Linked DNA regions of Homo sapiens: regions 1 and 2 are each linked to region 3. Evidence: chromatin loops called from intact Hi-C (ENCODE). Cell type or tissue: mammary epithelial cell. All regions are shown on one strand. Links, peaks and the distances in the headings refer to the core of each region. The heading gives the core; the rest is flanking DNA. Region 1 holds the start of MIR630 (microRNA 630). Region 2 overlaps CELF6 (CUGBP Elav-like family member 6). Region 3 holds the start of GRAMD2A (GRAM domain containing 2A).

Evidence for each region. A loop is a pair of places that touch in the nucleus more often than their neighbours do. Peaks named below come from ENCODE experiments on the same cell type or tissue, not always from the same donor. Only the 100,000 strongest peaks of a DNase experiment are listed, where the experiment ranks them.
Region 1: a loop joins it to region 3, with 8 times the contacts of the local background. A loop is called at or near these places in 1 of 110 quality-filtered maps.
Region 2: a loop joins it to region 3, with 14 times the contacts of the local background. A loop is called at or near these places in 1 of 110 quality-filtered maps.

Annotation. Positions count from the first base shown.
Region 1 is chr15:72,583,068-72,589,307 of GRCh38, reverse strand. ARIH1 (ariadne RBR E3 ubiquitin protein ligase 1) reads right to left here. Exons shown (of 14, transcript NM_005744.5): 14 at 1-6,100. The coding sequence ends at 6,016. MIR630 (microRNA 630) reads right to left here and starts at 2,091; the gene lies at 1,995-2,091. In mammary epithelial cell, for the core only: a CTCF peak has its summit at 3,443 (motif pointing right); no DNase peak of the experiment used is centred there.
Region 2 is chr15:72,309,478-72,315,717 of GRCh38, reverse strand. The region is part of intron 2 of CELF6 (CUGBP Elav-like family member 6); the gene reads left to right. Among named protein-coding and RNA genes, the nearest start is that of CELF6, 7.6 kb to the left of the region's middle. In mammary epithelial cell, for the core only: a CTCF peak has its summit at 2,916 (motif pointing left); no DNase peak of the experiment used is centred there.
Region 3 is chr15:72,195,964-72,202,203 of GRCh38, reverse strand. GRAMD2A (GRAM domain containing 2A) reads left to right here and starts at 4,417. Exons shown (of 12, transcript NM_001012642.3): 1 at 4,417-4,473. The coding sequence starts at 4,433. PKM (pyruvate kinase M1/2) reads left to right here. Exons shown (of 11, transcript NM_002654.6): 10 at 1,549-1,730; 11 at 2,448-3,175. The coding sequence ends at 2,554. RefSeq lists a silencer at 4,270-4,689 and an enhancer at 4,800-4,979. In mammary epithelial cell, for the core only: a CTCF peak has its summit at 2,326 (motif pointing left); DNase peaks (open chromatin) are centred at 2,333, 4,253, 4,633 and 4,983; H3K4me3 peaks cover 1,284 bases; H3K27ac peaks cover 1,208 bases.

The sequences.
Region 1 (6,240 bases), core at 771-5,770, 390 kb before region 3:
CCTATGTAACAGACAACAGCAGCATAATAGAATGAACATATGGAATCAGACAAGCATGGCCCTGTTATACACTCAATGTGTAACTTTTGAGTAAGTTAGTAGTATATGAGTGTCTTTCCTCATAAAAATAGGGTAACAATGCCCATTTTGCTTTAGGGCTGCTTGGAAGATACAGACAAAAGTAAGGCATCTGGCAAAAAGCACTCAACAAATTACAGTTCCTATTAGTATTCCCATTTTACAAAAGGGAAATCTATGGCTGAGAAATACCAATATTCTTACTACTATACCACACTTGAAATAAAAATACAAGATTATCAAAAGAATGATAGACATGAGAAACTTGTAAACTCTTAAGTGCTCGTGGAATTGTGCAGACTTGACGCAACTAGCTTTAATGACAGTTTTGCTTATAACCACTCAACTTCCTTTGCTCAGACTCTGTATTATTTTCCCTAGATAGATTTCTCCCCCTTGGTAAGAGAATGTACTGCCAATCAACATGGCTGCTTGTCAGTTCTACTTCTTGGTAAGACTTTTAGTTTTGTGATTTTCTCCAAGGTGGACCACTTACCAGAAAACCAACAAAAAACCAAATTGGGCACTGCACACCAGACCCTTGGGAGGCACCATTCCACAAAACCCACTCAACTAGGGCCTCCAGTGAGGCCCTATTCTGAGCCAGTCAATTTGCCTTGAATCATTTTGTCCCTTATGATCTGGAGTTGCTCGCCTATATTCTCTTTTTGCAACTATAGAAGGCAGTCTAGATCAAGGATCTCAACCTAGTCTGCATGTGAGAATCACCGGCTGGAATTAGGGGTGAGAATGCGTAAAGGGCTTTACAAAAATTACTGATGCCTACCCAAAGCAATTAAATCATAATCTCCATAAAGTAACACTCAGGCACTAATATTTTTTAAAGCTTCTCAGTGATTCCAATTCGCAGTCAAGTTTAAGTATCACTGGTCTAGGTAATGCCAGATGGACAGTGGCATTGTTGCAAGCCAAGACTAGTAGAAGCTGGGAAAAAAAAACTGCCCATGGCCGGGTTTTCTTTGGCCCACATTTAATTAAGAGAATTCACATGAAGTCTGGATTTCACAGGCTCCTCTCAGAGCCCATCTACTCCAGGGTACTCTATTTCTAAAATATTTACTTGGCTCTTGTTGACATTTCAGTTTGAGACTCCTGGATTACTTGAGACCCCTGAATTACTATGGTAATAAGGTTGTTGTGGTATTGATAGAGCTGCTACATATCAATGTGTGACTGATATACAAACTTTAACTGGCTCCTACCCTGAAAATAGTCCTAAATAAGCATATCTGTGGCCCTAAATGATAGCCTGAAAACTGCTTTTCGCACATAACTCATATTATTTTTTCCCATCCTAAATGCTACCGCCTAGAGAAAGGTCAACAATAGTTGCCTTAAAAATTGGACTCAACTCCACACAAAAGCAAAAACTAAAAACCTAAAAGTTGTCTGTTTACTCCCCTGGTAGGCACTATTTGATTGATATCCAACTGAGTATTTCTGAGTTGGCTATTTGATCTTGGGTAACTACAGAAGCAAAATCCCTAAAATAAACCAGATATAACCAACTTTATCCCCAAAGATATATGAAAAATCTGAGGGGCCCACTTATCTTCCTGTTTCTGAAGGAGCCAAAATTTTCTCATAAAACTCACTGCTTATCATCTTTTTAAAGCCTCAAAGGCTGAGATCCAATGGATATGGGATGTTCTGTGCATCCTGTAACAATTTCCTGCAGACTATCCAAAATTCTTTACAATGGAAATTCATTTGAATAACTAAACCAACAACTGCAAATTACTTGGGTACTATTAAGCAAATCATACTAAACCACTTATTCTCAACTACTGTGTTGCAAACTGCAACAAATGAAAGATCAGAGATAGTATAGAGCAACCTCTAACAGTAGCAGTGATAGGCATTTATAATAGTCTTTAATGTGGTTTAAAAGTACAATATAGTTAAGAACTACCTTCCCTGGTACAGAATACTAGGTCATTCTGTGACCAGAATAACAAAATATGATACAAAGAGGTAGCATGATGTTAAGTTTCAGGTAGAAGGAAATGAAAAATTGAGGGAGTTATTTAACCTCAGTGAGCCTTATCTTCCTCCTTTATAAAAAATGGCAATTTCTTCTCCACTTGTTTTAGACAGTAAGTTGAAGTGCTTTGAAGAGGAAAAGTGATAAACTCCCATAATTACAGATCCAAATAAGAGTAAATTAAATTGTCCTAAAACCTGGACTTGGCCAGAGTATCAATGACAAACGATCTTCAACTTTGGGACCTTCTTTAAGAAAACTCTCCCTTCATCCCTATATAACAGTATCAGCTTTAAGAGTGAGCTAAAATGAAAGTAATGTAAAGGAGTTTTGAGGTTAGCTAAGAATGACTTTTAAAGTATTTTCTTTAAAAAAAGTGGCATTCAAAGAGCTATTGAACATTTTTGTATCACTGTTACAACACAAACAATTTAAATTCAATATCTGAGATGCAGAAATTGGAAATCTTTCAGAAAATGCTCTGAAAGCTTCATTAACCAAGTTAAATGTTGGGGGAATGGGCTCATTCACAGTTCCCTGCAAAGAAACAACCAATTTTTGACATTTTATATTAAGTGGGAACAGTGAATAAGGCACATAATACGGGTGGCTATTAGCCACCTTTAGTCATTTTTTAACTATAAAAATAAACATAAGTAACTAATGGAATAACAAAATAAAAGTTTATTTTATTAGAATTAGGAATGTTCTTTCCCTCTGGGCAACCTGAACAGTCCAGTTACAATGAAATCTAAGAACAGTTATTTCCACAGCATAGGGTGCTCTATGCACAAAATTACAGGGTTAGGAGCATTTAATCAATTTACCATTCTGATTGTCTCACCAACCCACCCCATCCCATCCCCCAAGTGCTCTATTACCGGGGTTTGTAGCTAAAATAATTTGTTACATTAACTCCTTTTCCCTCTTCTACTAAATTTCAGTTCCTAATCATGGTTGAACCACTTTATTACACAGCAGATTCAACCATTTCAAATGAAGTCAGCCAGTCTTGGATCTGTTGTATATGGGTGTATGTATACACGTGTATCTAACATATTTATTTAAACACACATAAAACACATACAATCTGGGTTGTGGAAAATTACAGATAATTTAGTCTGATATTATATGCTACTCAATTTTACCACTGTGGTTTGTGTCCTGAGCTTTGGATCAAAATTTTATTTTAAATCACTGAAAGTCCATCTGCTGCTGAATGAATTGTTCAAATGAAGCATGCACTTTTCAAAAGACAATGAAACTGACCTCAAGACATGGAGACCTTGGTGCTTACTGTGAATAGATCCCTCAGATAAGACTTCTGTAGGTGAAACAGGGAAGCTGTCATGGCTTGCCTATCCCAGCTGGGGGCACTGAATCTACTAATAACACAAGCAATTCACTCTGGGAATTCTGTCAAATATGGTGGTATCTGTTAAAAGCTTGGAAGTAGAAAAGGGCCAGTTCATCTTGATCATACAAATTAGGGAATGCACCCACAACTGCAATACCCTCAGGCAGTATGCCAACATTGAAATAGAAAGCATCTCTAAAAAGCACTGTTCCTCCATGGGTGAAGACTGGTATTAGGAAGTGCACACACAATTTTTGGGTATTTGTTGCAACAGGAACACGTGGATTTATGACACTCAAACCTAGACACTGCAAAGTTAACTGGTAAGATTTTTTTTTTTTAAACACCACACATACACAAAGCATTTTAAAGGAGCCACATATATCTATATAGCAACTCTGACTGCTTTTCAAAGTTACCAGGGAAAGGAACTTATTCAGGCTTTCTTTAAAAAAACTCCTTAGTTTTAATGTATATCTTTTTAAGATTGATGCTGTCATTTGAAGTAAAATAATGTCATATGGATAATGGGGGAAGAGGGGAGAGAGACGAGAAAATGGAAGAAGCAGACACTGAGTTCAGATTTGCACCTGAGGTGGCAAGGGAGGAAAGGAGAAAAGGTACAGGTAAAGTTGATCCTAAAGCGACAAGTGGTTTAAGGAAGCAGCATTTATACTCAGCAAACATTCACTGATTTTTGATGGGAAAAGAACAGTTGCCAGTAAATCTCCTGTAACAACCTTTTCTAAAAGGAAAAGTAGGGTTGATTCAGCAAAGCCTAACTTAGGCAAAAGGCCAGAGGAAAGTGAACCTACTTCCCAATGGAGTAATAGGATGTACAGTGTAAGAGCAGACAAAGCTGCCTCACAAATGGTAAACACTCCCTAGGCAAAAGACATTTAAAGGAAGACGAAGAGGTCCTCAGCCTCAACTGGTATTTCATATTTAGACCTCTTAATCTAGTTGCCTAGTTCACTCTGCACTCCTGTATAAAACTGACAGATTTACAGATGCTGACCTATTGAAAAATACCACAGCCAGAATGGCCTAAACAGGTATATAGTTAATACAACCACCACCATCCTTTACTTTTAACATAGCTCTTAGTAGGAATTTCATAAAAATGGACATCACAGCTAAAATGCATTATTAATTCTCCTATCTGCTGACAATAAAAAAGCAGCAAACTCAGTGATTTCTATTTAAATGCACTAGATGGGAATATCATGTTCTAGGGGTGTTTGCCTTCAAACCAAACCCACAGCAACACACACAAGCAATTTCGGTATCCACCATTTTAAATTCACAATCTGAGACTAAATGAATGGCTATTTATATTTAAAGCAAAACATTCTCTTTGACACCCTAATGTAGAGAAGGGGTGAGCAGACGAGCCATAACTAAAATCTGAAAAGCAGCAATTAAGGGAAAACCAAAAAGTAAAAGAAATTTTAAAATGCTTCCACTGGATGCGACAGGGGACTTAAGAATGCCTACAGCTGTGTGCATAACATGGGCACACAAAGGCTTGGGTAGAGGCATGATGCCATGGAGGGGGATTAGGTTGGGACAGGTTAATTCATGAGCTGTAGCAACAAAACTCCCTGCTGTACCCCTTAATCAGGTCATGGCATTAGTCAGAGCTTGACCTCCCTTGTCCCTGATCAAGAGCAGGAATTCAAGGCATGAGGCCCATGGCCGGCAACAGACATACCAACACCAGAAAGGGCAAAATAACCTCAGGAAAGTGAAAGAGCTCTAGATAGGTCTTCCAGAGGTGCTAAACCGACACACCTTTATCCCAACCCCAACCCGGGAAAGATAAGCAAACTGAAAGAAAATGCACAGCAAATAGACATAATCTTGAAGATTTTTAAAGAATAAATATTTTTTTGTAATTAAACATTATGCAAACACGTGCCACGCTTGCTTTGTCCATGCATATGCGCTATATACAATTTTGAAAAATACTGTGTTGTCCTCTTGTTTTAAAAGTCATATACAAAGTTTTTATGTTTTTCGTTTGTTGAATCCTCTTGCTGCCTACCCCTTTCCCCATCCCAAGATTTTCTTTACAAGGAACTAAGCATCATTCACTCATGACCTTGGGGTATGAGAGAAAGAGAGTCAGTCTGTGTGTGGGTGTATCTGTATGTGTAGGGGAGGAAGGGGAAGAGGTCCTTTACCAAAGTACAACAAAATGGCTGGTTTGAACATGAAAAGCAGTGTCAAGGAGCTGTTTGAAATTTTAACTGTACTACACTCAGGAAAAGGAAAAAGAAAAAAAAGGAGTCAGCTTTGAGAATGAAGCTACGTTACAAGTTAAAGTTGGAGGGCTTTTAGTGTGTCTGTCACACTTTTGTTGGTGGCCTAGAATACTGTTGTACAATGGTTTATCTACCTTTTTATTACAATATAATTTACTTAAACTTTCCATTAACAAAACAATTCTGGTACTACAGACCAGTGGTGTCAGAATAGGCTTAGTGCCTCCTTGTTTGTGTTTGTTTTGTTTTAATTGCATGAGCACTCTAGATGGTAAAGTTTTCAGAGTTCATTTTATGCAGGGCCATTCTCAGTCCTCAATGTACTCCCACAGATCTTTTTCATAGCCTTCATGCACATGCTGTAACAAAACCCTTCGTCGACTCTCACAGTATCTGTAATCAAAGAGAAAAAAAAAAAAACTTGTTGTCAGCCTCTAATAATAAAAAAAGAGGCATTTACTTATTTTTAAGGCATCCCTATAGTTTATCCAGACTCGGAACCAAGCACCTATTTTTTATTTTAATAGGCACAT
Region 2 (6,240 bases), core at 855-5,854, 110 kb before region 3:
AGGGCTTCCTGTACCCTGAACAGCAACAAATTCTTTGTTACATCCAATCTTCTGGCTCAAAAAAGGGGCTCAAGATCCTTGGGCCAGGCGTTCCACCCATCTTTTAGGAGAGGCATCAGTGTTGAGGGCTAAGCTAGAATTTATTCACCTTGGTAAAATTATGGCTTTGGGTGTCTCTTGTCACTGGTGTGAGCATGTATGCAGATACATGGGGTAGAGGTTCTGCTGGACTGGTAGCCCATTTTCTCTAGTCCTAAGGTCCTTGCTGGAACTTCTCTCTAGTCCTTTTCCTGTAATGGTTATTTTTGGTGCCTTGACTCACTAAGATTGTCTTCCCTCCACACTGCAAACACTTGGCTAAAGTTAGGGGAGACCTGATTCTACAGGCAGCTTGGCTTGTAGGCACCAATGGTACCTGGTCTGGTCTTGGCTAATGGATAATCAGTCAACAAAAGGCAAGGTGGGACCTACTGACCATATGGCAGAATAAAGGGGTGATCGTTAGTAACTAGCATGGGTTTACCAAGAGCAAGTCATACTATACAGCCTTGTTTTCTCTTGTCCAAGAAGCGGTGTGTCTAGAACAGAGCACTGTTTAAATGCCATTCACAGGCCAAACTTGGGACTATGTCCAGTTCTAGGCCTCTCAAATTTAAGAGAGTCGTTTGTCTACAAGAAAGAGACGAGGATGAAGTAAAGACACAAGATATATTTGGAATAATAGTTTGGAAGAGTTGGGATGATTTAACTGGAGGAGATAGGGCTTAGAGGGACTTTAATAGGGAGGCATCATAAGCTAATAATTAAAAATACTGGTTTTTGAGGCCGAGTGCGGTGGCTCACGCCTGTAATCCTAGCACTTTGGGAGGACAAGGCGGGCAGATCACCTGAGGTCAGGAGTTCGAGACCAGCCTGGCCAACATGGTGAAACCCTGTCTCTACTAAAAATACAAAAATTAGCTAGACATGGTGGCAGATGCCTGTAGTCCCAGCTACTTGGAAGGCTGAGGCAAGAGAATCACTTGAACCTGGGAGGCAGAGGTTGCAGTGAGCCAAGATCATGCCACTGCACTCCAGCTTGGGCAACAAAGTGAGACTCAGTCTCAAAAAAAAAAAAAAAAAAAAAAACACTGGGTTTTGAGTCTCACAGACCTGGATTTGAATCCCAGCTCTGCCATTTATCAGTTCTGTGTCTCTGGGCACGTTACTTGGACTCCTGAGCTTCAGTCTCTTTAGATATGAGGAGTGGGTTATACTAACACCTAGCTCGCTTGGCTGTAGTGAGGATTACTTGAGGCTTAGCAAGTGCCTGGCACAGAGTAAGATCTCAATAAGTACTACTGTTGGGGTTGGGGTAACTACCTTCAGATTCTAGAAGAGGGGTTTGGTTTTCTATGAGTGATCCCAGAAGGCAAGATTCGGATCAGTTAATATAATAAGAAATAGGCACTGATTTCAGCTCAGTATAAAGAAGTCACTTCTCTGAATTGGAGCTACCAAGCAATGGAGCAAGCTTCGCCAAGAGCTAATCAAGCTGTTAATGGGGTGACAGCTCCTAGAACCAAGCACAGTAACTGAAGCACCTTTAGCCTCACTTTTGGGGACTAAGTGCCAAGTAACACCAATTTGTCACCATCACTGGTCCTCTGTATGCAAGCTCCTGAGTCAGAGAGACCTGGGTGTGGATCCAGGCCCACCACTCACTAGCTTTGTGACTTTGGGCAAGTCTTTACTGCTAAGCCTAAGTTTCCTCACCTGTAAAGTTAAACTCATAGGGTTGTTGTCGTGGTTAAATGAGCTAAGTCATTAAGTGAACTAAAGTACTCAATGCTGTTCTTGGCAGAAAATAAGCACTCGATATGAGTTAGCTGGTGGTAGTAGTGATAGTAACAGTAATAGTAACAGCAGCATTAGTAGGAGTAGGAGTAGAACTCATCATTCATCTAATCATGGGAGCAAATGACTTCTGCTTCTAGAACTGAGAGTCAATGAGACAAGCTGTAACATTCCATGTGGGAAACAGCATGGTAAAGGTGCAGACACAGAAGGAACAGGTGGGTGTGAAATGCGGCTGGCACTGTGGGGGAGGCCCACGTGAGCATGGAGGGAAGCTGGAGGGAAGATCTACAGAGGGCAGCAGTTGAAGATGAAACTTTGAATGCCAGGCTTTACCCTGAAAGGAAATGGGAGGTCCCCCCCAAAAAAATTAAGATAAACTTTGGGAGGAAAAAAATCTCTCCTCCACAAGACACAGGGCTCTGCCCAACTAATTTTTGTAATTTTAGTAGAGATGAGGTTTCACCATGTTGGCCAGGCTAGTCTTGAACTTCTGGCCTCAAGTGATCCACCCACCTTGGCTTCCCAAAATGCTGGGATTACAGGCATGAGCCACCGCACCAGGCCTAAATAAGGTATTGTTATTGGCATTCCCATTTTACAGGTGAGAAAACTAAGTCATAAGAATCAAGTGACTTGCCCAAGGTCATATAGTTAATAATGGGAAGATCTGGACTTTGGGCCCAGCTAATCTGGCCCTAGAACTCATTCACTTAACCACTGTACTGTGACCTGAGACAACCAGGTAGCAGACAGGGGTCTTAGGTTCTAGAGAGAATGGTGACTGGGGACATCTTCCCCCTCTCACTGTTTCATCTGCAGGTCTCCAACATGGCCTGGCTTCCTCTGATACTGTCAGGATTGGCTTTATTCACCCTCTCCAGCTTAACAAAGTGAAAATTAATATTTAATTATTCTCCTAAATGAAAATCAATGGCTGTGTTGGCCAGCCCCAGCAATGCCTGTGCCATCAATCTTTCCTCTGGGCCTGCCAGGGACAGCAGCAACTTTAGTCGCCTGGCCTTAGGCCCACCAGCATGGAGGAGGAGTGCCCAGCTCTCTGCTGCCATTGGGTCCTGAGCACAGCTGCCACCTGCTGGAGAAGCAGGGACAAGACTTTAATCTGAATTCCTGCTGGCATCAGGCAGGACTGTCACCATGGGACCAGAAAAGGCTAGGTCAGCCCCCAGAGAGAAAAGTCTGAAACCCTAGGGGGAATTTCATGGTTTGTTTTTTGTTTTTTGTGTTTTTTTGAGACACAGCCTCATTCTGTCACCCAGGCTGGAGTGCAGTGGTGCCATCTCAGCTCACTGCAACCTCCACCTCCAGGGTTCAAGTGATTCTCCTGCCTCAGCCTCCCAAGTAGCTGGGATTACAGGCACCCATCACCGCGCCAAGCTAATTTTTTTGTATTTTTAGTAGAGACAGGGTTTCACCATGTTGGTCAGGCTGGTTTTGAACTCCTGACTTCAAGTGATCTGCCCGCTTCAGCCTCTCAAAGTGCTAGGATTACAGGCGTGAGCCACCACTCCTGGCCAAGAATTTCATGGATTCTGATTGACTAAGACCTTCTTTTGCTTGGCTCCTCTCCATTTGTCCCCTGCCAATTTCTGTCCCCTATGAAAGCTTGCCTCCCTATTCGAGAACTCCTTCAAACCTTGGTTGGTCTGTCCCACCTGGCTCCCACCTCCTGCAGCCTCTTCCTGATGAAGCCAGAATTCCTTCTTTTAGCCTCACTTTATGCTCCAGAATCCACCTGAAGAGGGTGAGGCCTAGCCTCAGCCCCACTTACGAGATGCATAAGGTGCCTCCCTATTTGTTTATCTCCCTGTTCCTGACTTCCCTTTCTTTGGGAAGCCATCCCTTCAAACGCTGTGAAGAAGGCAGATGTTACTGAGTAGGGGAGTACATTTGCTTTTGCAAGTTGTGCCCTGCACAAAACAGCTTGGGTAGAGAGGGCAGATGGGGGCAAAAATCCAGCCATGCTCTATTGACTAAGTCATGCACATTATTTCAAGGCTTTGTCAGCCCAGAGGAAAGGGCACATTTTTTCTCATTCATCCCAGGGTTGGGGAGTGCCTTTTTATAATTTACAGAAAGGCACTGTATGTGCTAGCAACCACTTCATGAATGAGTCTGAGTCTTTGCCCTCAAGATGCTTCTTAAAAATGAGTCTCATTGGCCGGGTGCAGTGGCTCACGCCTGTAATCCCAGCACTTTGGGAGGCTGAGGCGGGCGGATCACGAGGTCAGGAGATTGAGACCATCCTGGCTAACACAGTGAAACCCCGTCTCTACTAAAAATACAAAAAATTAGCAGGGCGTGATGGCGAGCGCCTGTAGTCCCAGCTACTCGGGAGGCTGAGGCAGGAGAAAGGCGTGAACCTGGGAGGCGGAGCTTGCAGTGAGCCAAGATCGCATCGCTGCACTCCAGCCTGGGTGACAGAGCGAGACTCTGTCTCAAAAAAAAAAAAAAAGAAAAAAGGTGAGCCTCATTGCATCTCACTCAGGCATACATCTGGGCAAGTAAAAGAGAGACCAGAATTGGGGAGGGAGTCCCAGAGTCAAACCGTAAAGGAAAAGGCCGGGTGCGGTGGTTCACACTTGTAATCCCAGCGCTTTGGGAGGCTGAGGCGGGCGGATCACTTGAGGTCAGGAGTTTGAGACCAGCCTGGCCAACATGGTGAAACCCCGTCTCTACTAAAAATACAAAAATACAAAATAAAAATAAATAAATAAATAAAGGAATAAAGAAAAGAATAAAAAGAAATGGGGAGGGAGTAGATGCTTTGCAGAGATGTTATCTGAGCTGAATCATGATCATATTTTATCATATTTGAGGATCTAGAAACCTAAAAGACAAGAAAATTTGGGGACAGTGTGAACACTGGCAGGGAAGGTGTCTAGCAAAGATAGCTAAGGCTCCACATGAGTAGAGAGAATCGTGCATGTTGGGCAGCAGTGGAAGAAAGACTCACAAGTTTTGACAGCTAGTCTTAGAATCTTGGGCTTTAACAGGAGGCTTGCAATGGGGGAACAGAGGTGGATTTTAAGCAGAGAAGAGTAAGAGACTAGGTTCAAAAGATTACTCTGGGCCAGACATAGTGGCTCATGCCTGTAATCCCAGCACTTTGGGAGGCTGAGACTGGAGGATCGCTGAGCCCAGAAGTTTGAGACCAGCCTGGACAACATAGTGAGACCCCGTCTCTACAAAAGTTTTTTAAAAATTAGCCAGGTGTGGTGGTGTGCCCCTGTAGTCCCAGCTACTTGGGAGGCTGAGGTGGGAGGGTTGCTTGAGCCCTGGAGGTCGACGCTGTCTCAAAAAAAAAAAAAAAAGATTACTCTGGCTATGGTGTGAAGAAGGTTGGGTTGGAAAGGAAGCAACACTGCAGGCTGGATGACCCTTTAGTGCAGTGTTGCTTGAGTGTGGATGAATGGTGATGCTGGCCTAGAGCTGGAGATAGGCCAGGAAAGGAGATAAGAGGTTAGATTTCAGAGCTGTTTAGGATATCCATATAGATTCTAGAACCAATGGGACTTGACAGTGGGTTGAATTAGAGGAGGGGGGTGAGGTAAAACAAAGTACTAAAAATTAGAAAGTTTGGTTTTTTTCTGTCCCACTCTGCCCTGCACCTCCTGACACCTTTCCCAGACCTACCAGTGTTCCCTTCCTCAAGAAGGTTCTGATAAACTCTTCCCATGGAATGGGGAGTGCTGAGGGTGTGAGTGCTCAGTGAAAAGAATAGTTGGCATCAGGGCAGAAGAATCTGAAAAGGGCAATGCTGAGCCCAAAGGGAGGAATTTTAGACAAATCAGGGCAGAGAGTTAGGTAGGGTTTTGCTCTCCCTTCTGCTCACTGGGGCAGAAGGTCCAGGGCCCTGTGCGTGTCTGTGCGGCCTCTGACCTTTCCCACTCCATTGCCTGGAATAGGTTGTTCTCTCTGACATTCTATCCCTTGAATTCCCCTCCAGGGCTGGGCTCTGAAGCAGACATGGGCCTGGACTCCACCTGGGAAATTCTTAAGGGAACAGGTGCTCAGCCAGGGCAAGAGCTCACCTGAAGTCCCAGGACAAGTTTTTGGCCTGGGAGGCAATGTCCTCTTTTCCTCAAGGGGGACTCCTGATTACGTCCTGATTATCCCACTGCCATGTCCCTCCTCTGCCCATGGCAGGAACAAGATATATATAATAGGTTGCCCAGGAAGCTCATGGGGGCAGCTCTCTTTCTCCTCCAGCCACACATAACATGCCTAAATCCCAGGTGTCCTCCATCACCACTGCTCTGTGGGGACTGAAGGCTCAGAGCCCTGCTCTCCCCAACTCTGTTCTTACTCTCTTGGGTTCCTCCCCTGGGGACTTCCTTGTACCCCCAAACTCCCAAACTCCCACCTTCCCCAACTCCCAAG
Region 3 (6,240 bases), core at 360-5,359:
ATAACAGTGCACAGGCTGACTACAAATGGTTATTTGATATTGAAAATTTAGTCCTCTAAAATTGTAAAAGATAACCACTTTTGCTTATTCCAGTTACTATGTGCTCTTTAAAAATTTCAGTTGGGAAATGAATTTATTTAAATGCTGTTTACTGTGCCTCCATTTGGCACACTAGTCCCTGCTGTTTTTGAGCCCTAAAGACAAATTGGGTTCCAGCTCAGGAGAGGTTGCTGTGCTATCTTGGCTGACATTCTGTGGGGCCTGGCAGCCAGGCTGAGGACTGTGTGGCCTATGCTGGGCCTCCAACTTGGGATCCCTTCCTTGGCCCAGGACATTGAGTTAATGTCCTTCACTCTCCTAGTTAGGGAGTATGCTCCTTGTCCCTGTCCACAGGGCAGCAAGGGTTTCCTGGAAGAGGGGAGCAAACAGGCAGTGCCCATGCACTGAGGAGCAGCAGATGGGCGTGGGCAGCCCAGAGAACCAGGACACAAGCTCTGTGCAGATGCCCTCAGCAGAGGGCTCCAGCCTCCCACTCTTGGCTGAACAGCTCCAACCCGTAGGGTTGACCTTTCTTAAAAGGTCCAGTTCTTGCTGTTTGGCTATTTTAAGCTCTAGTCTTCTGGGGTTTCACTCAGCTGGTCCTGGCTTCAGCAATTGCTTCCCTCTGAAGGCCTTGCATAGAGGCCAAGCGTGAAGTGCAGGGACTTCTCTGCTGTGATGTGGCTTAAGTTTCCCTGACACCTGTTGAGTGTCCTCATAACTTCCCTTCTGGTGCCCCTCCCCAGCTCCTGAGACACAGCTGCAGCTACAAGTGTGCAGTGTCAGTGTTCAAGAAAGTGCCTGGCAGAGGGGCTTTAGAAGGGTCCCCTGCCTTCCAAAGGAGCTTTGGCAGGCAGAGCTGCTCCTGCAGCAACACTCCCATTTCCTGTTCTTGCCTGCTGAGTAGCACCTAGATTTCTAAGCCTCATCTAGATACTCAGATTTGATTCTGGGCCTTTATAGCCCAGTTGCTGGGACTGTTTCAGGAGCTAGGGGCCATGTGGGGCAGGGAGAGGGCACAAAAGTAGAGAAGCCTGATGTTGATTCCCAGGGGGCTGGTCAGCTCTGCTACTGCTCCTTGCAGATGTCAAGAGTCAGGTGCTAGTCACGTGCTGCTTGGCTTGTCACTGTCATTGGCAGCGAGAGGAATGGGTGCTGGTGACATTGGGCCAGGGCTGCCTCTCTGTGTCAGAGTTCAGGGTGTAGGAGGGGTTCTGCCAACCATGGGCTGTGTGGGGTAAGTGGGTGAGGCTGATCTTGCTGGGTCAAGGTGATCCTGAGCCCTTGGCCTGTGGAATGGGGGTAGAGGGCAAATGGTAACCTAGCATGCTGTGGGGGATATAGGATGAGGGGCTGCCCGAGCCTCGGGAGGGGTCCTAGGGAGCAGATGTTGAAGAGGCCAGAGCCCTCAGTGAGCTGGATGAGAGGGTGAGCTGTTTGAACGCCCTGAGGGTACTTCCTGGGGCCTCGTGTAATGGTCTCTTCTGTATGTCCCCCATCCCATCTCAGGTCTGCTCACCAGGTGGCCAGATACCGCCCACGTGCCCCCATCATTGCTGTGACCCGGAATCCCCAGACAGCTCGTCAGGCCCACCTGTACCGTGGCATCTTCCCTGTGCTGTGCAAGGACCCAGTCCAGGAGGCCTGGGCTGAGGACGTGGACCTCCGGGTGAACTTTGCCATGAATGTTGGTACGTGGCTGGAGCAGGGGCTAGAGCCTAGAGGAGCTTGGGGATGCTTGAGCATTGGCTTCTGTGGGACCCCGAAAGTTTGGGGAATAGAAAGGGGAACACACAGACCTTAGTGGGGCAAAAGGCCCAGCGACTGTTCCTCTCCCTTATTGGGAATGTTCATTCTGAATCTCTCATTCTCCGAAGTCCTAAGCTGAGCCAGGAGGGAAAAGGGTCCTTTGAGTTGTAGGGCTGAGCAATTCAGTTCCTCTTCTCTTCTAGTCTGGGGCTCAAAGCAAAATTGTCCATTTTTTGGCATCTGCTCATTACTGAGAGTTTTTTTTGTTTTTTGTTTTTTTTTTAAATAAAATTGGCCACAGCTCCTGTGCTGTGGGGTGGCATACACAGATTACGTACTGATGTGGCCATTGTCCCTGTATAAGGTAGGGTATCATCAGATGACAGGAAGCAGCTAGCTCTGACCCTGGGCAAGGCTTTGCACCCTCTCCAGGATAGTGAATGATGTCCAAAGGTCCCTGCCAACCCTGCCATCTGAGTGATAAGGACATTTCAGGGCCTTCCTCCTGTTTGCCTGGGCTGTGAGTTTGGTGCCACCTTGTGGTGTGAGGAAGTAGTGGTCAGCCAGCCTAGTTCAGTACTCAGGCTATGGGGCAGCTGCCCAGGTGCAAACCTGCCTGGCTTGGCTTTTACTCACCAACCTCCCTTCTCTTCCTCCAGGCAAGGCCCGAGGCTTCTTCAAGAAGGGAGATGTGGTCATTGTGCTGACCGGATGGCGCCCTGGCTCCGGCTTCACCAACACCATGCGTGTTGTTCCTGTGCCGTGATGGACCCCAGAGCCCCTCCTCCAGCCCCTGTCCCACCCCCTTCCCCCAGCCCATCCATTAGGCCAGCAACGCTTGTAGAACTCACTCTGGGCTGTAACGTGGCACTGGTAGGTTGGGACACCAGGGAAGAAGATCAACGCCTCACTGAAACATGGCTGTGTTTGCAGCCTGCTCTAGTGGGACAGCCCAGAGCCTGGCTGCCCATCATGTGGCCCCACCCAATCAAGGGAAGAAGGAGGAATGCTGGACTGGAGGCCCCTGGAGCCAGATGGCAAGAGGGTGACAGCTTCCTTTCCTGTGTGTACTCTGTCCAGTTCCTTTAGAAAAAATGGATGCCCAGAGGACTCCCAACCCTGGCTTGGGGTCAAGAAACAGCCAGCAAGAGTTAGGGGCCTTAGGGCACTGGGCTGTTGTTCCATTGAAGCCGACTCTGGCCCTGGCCCTTACTTGCTTCTCTAGCTCTCTAGGCCTCTCCAGTTTGCACCTGTCCCCACCCTCCACTCAGCTGTCCTGCAGCAAACACTCCACCCTCCACCTTCCATTTTCCCCCACTACTGCAGCACCTCCAGGCCTGTTGCTATAGAGCCTACCTGTATGTCAATAAACAACAGCTGAAGCACCTGTTTCCTCTCTTTTCTGCTGGGGAGGGGGAGGTGGTTGAACCCTGCCCTCTGAGCAGGCTGGGAATGGCTGCAGCCTCGTGCCCCGCAGTGGGAGCTATGGTGGTGTCACCTGCCATCCTGCCCACCTCCTGGTGCAGAGGCGCTGGGAAAGCAGTAGCTTACTATCTTAGGGTTACAGGTTGCCCCCTTCAGTGCTGCGGGGAGACTTTAATGGCTTACGTGAACCGAAGATGGGAAAGAGCAGGGACAAGGCCTCCCTCCCACTCTGGTAGATAAACCCAAATTGCAAAGTGGCCTTGGCCATGGTTCTTCCACTTTGGTCTTCCTGCATTAGCGTATCCCTTATGGGGGCTGTAGGAGGAGTCAGCTCTGGGCGCCTGAGACTGGGTTTGGCTCCCAGGTCCTCAGTTGTGGACCTAGGCTCCCCTTGGGACCCCTCCTGTTTGCTGGTGCCCTCCCACCATGATGCTGTAGTGCCAAAGGGCTGGGGGAGAGAGTTGGGAATGGGACCAAATCTGGCCTGCGCTTTTCCTCTCCCCTGACCACACTCCCAAGGACCAAGTGTCCTGGTGGGGATGGAAGAGGAAAGGGCCTGCAGGCCAGGCAAAAGCTCATTGTCACACTGAGCGCACGTGCCTCTGCTTCCCTGCCTTTGATTTGTGTCCACCTTCAGCCCCTTTGCAGACTCCTCCAAAAGTGTATTTCCTTGGAGAAACTGCAATGTTAACTCCGGCAAAAGTGCGTGGGAGCATCCTGGCTCCCGGGTTCGTGGTGGTGACTTGGCTGTCAGACCATGGTGTTCAATATCCCCTTTGGTGTTCCCCACTGACGGTAAAATTGAAACTTATCCGGAGCTCTATGTTGGGAAGGGTTAGGTTGGAGAGGGGCCGGAATTGGTTCCTGCAGAGGGACCCAAGCCGCAAGACTAGGACGACAGAAGCGTCCAGAGGGGACACAATACCCTCGACGTGAGGGACAGGAGGTGCCGCGCCAGGCCCTGGCCTCCGGGACCTCCCAGTCCGGGGAACCGAGCGCTAGGATCTGCTCAGAGCTTGGAGCCCCACCTGGGGAAGGTGGGGAAGGAGAGAAGCTGGGGAAGCTGGGGAATGAGGGGGAGGAACGGCCAATGGGCTGTGCCCGGCCCGCGCGACCCGCCAATGGGCGGGCGGGCGGGGCGGGCTCTCGACGGGGCGGGCGGGGTCCGGCGGGCGCTGGGTCCCGGCGCGCGGTCGGGGCGCTGGGTGCAGGCGCCGGGATGACCGCTTTAAGCCGGAGCGAGGCCACCGAGGAGGGCGGGTAAGGGGTTGCGGCCCGGGGGCCGGTCTCGGGGGTTCCGGAGGCCGCCGCGAGGGGCTGCTGCCGCGCGGGGCAGGACGGCTCCTGGGGCCGCGGCAACTCGGCGCGTTCTGCCCACGGGGCAGGCACTTCCCGGCCGCCGGAATGCGGGCTCCGGGCCAGAGCTGCACCGCGCGCCCAGGCGTCTCCCGGGGCCCGCGAGGTGTTCGCACTAGGACCGGGTGTCTTGGCTGAGTCTGCTGCGACCTGGGGGATGAGGGACGGTCCCGGCAGCATCGGGGCAAGGAAGGGCACCCTCCTCGGGACGCCCCGCATGGCCCATCTCCGCCTCGCCACTCTGTTCATCCTTTCATTTATTCATTCATCATTCGTTGCCCGCGGTATCGACTCCCAGTCCTAATTGCCCCCGACCCAAAGGTTGGATTTCCCTGCGTCCCCTGGAGGGCCAGACTGTTTCCTCTCGCCGCCGAATCCGTATTGTAGCGGCCCGCGGCTGCGGGGAGGCAGCTCGGAGCTGTCTCAGCACGACGCGGCCTCCCCCGGGCGCCAGGCCCATCCCGGTCGGGCGGGCTGGGGCCGGTCTCCCGGCCTCGAGACCTGGTCCAAAGTCGCCCTGGGAGAAAGGGATAAGGAGGCAGGGCAGACAGGAGCTGGCGCTGCACGTAACATCCAGAATTGTGGTTTCTGCTGCTTGAGGTCTTAGGGTCCTGGGAGTGACATTGTTTGGGGGAACCTGTCAATTCCTGCCCCGGTCCAGGTTCCAAGCCGCACAGCCTAAGGTCGGGTACAGCCTGGCATCCTCGGCCAGCTAGCACTGGGGCAGGTAGGATGAATGTGTGAGCCTTGTGTCCAAATCAGCCCGAGACACACAGGGATGTGGACCCCAGCGGGACTCCCTCTGCCTTATACTCAGAGGGACTGGTGGGGCTCCACCCCGCTGTCGTCTGTGTCTCTGCTCTGCTTGCCGCCCCACTCACTATGCTTGATTGTTTAAAGGTGCCCCTCCTTGCAGGGGCCAGGCTCCTAGGGAACGAGAGAGGGTACCCTCGCAACCTGATGTCTTCACCCCATGTCCACCTGTAGCCGGCTCTAAAGTCTGGCTCCTTTCAGAGCAAAGACTTATGGCCTTGCTGGGAGAGGTAGAATAGAGGGTGTCTATCCCATTCTTCAGTGAGGAGTCAGTATGCCCCTCCTTCTTTTTTCTTTTTTTTTTTTCTGAGACAGTTTCACTCTGTCACCCAGGCTGGAGTGCCGTGGTGGGATCTTGGCTCACTGCAACCTCTGCCTCCCAGGTTCAAGTGATCCTCCTGCCTCAGCCTCCCGAGTAGCTGGGATTACAGGTGCCCACCACCACGCCCAGCTAATTTTTGTATTTTTAGTAGAGATGGGGTTTCACCATGTTGGCCAGGCTGGTCTTGAACTCCTGACCTCAGGTGATCCACCCACCTCAGCCTCCCAAAGTGCTAGCATTACAGGGACTACAGGTGTGAGCCACGTGCCTGGCCCCCTCCATAGTCTTCTGATCAGGCTGGCTGGAGACCATGCTGCAGACACTCTTAGGTTTAAGTTTTAGTTTGACAGGCATTGAGGTAGCCTCAGTGGGCACCTCTGGGACAAATGGGCAGGTCCAGAGGGGAAAGCTGACAGAGGCCCCATCGAGCTTCCAGGAGAGTTTAGGCTGGGGCCAAATAGAAGTTCTCCTTCCCAACTTCCCCTTGGGAGAATTTTCTGAATAGCCTGAAGAGGGTAGCTCAAGCTCCATCTGTG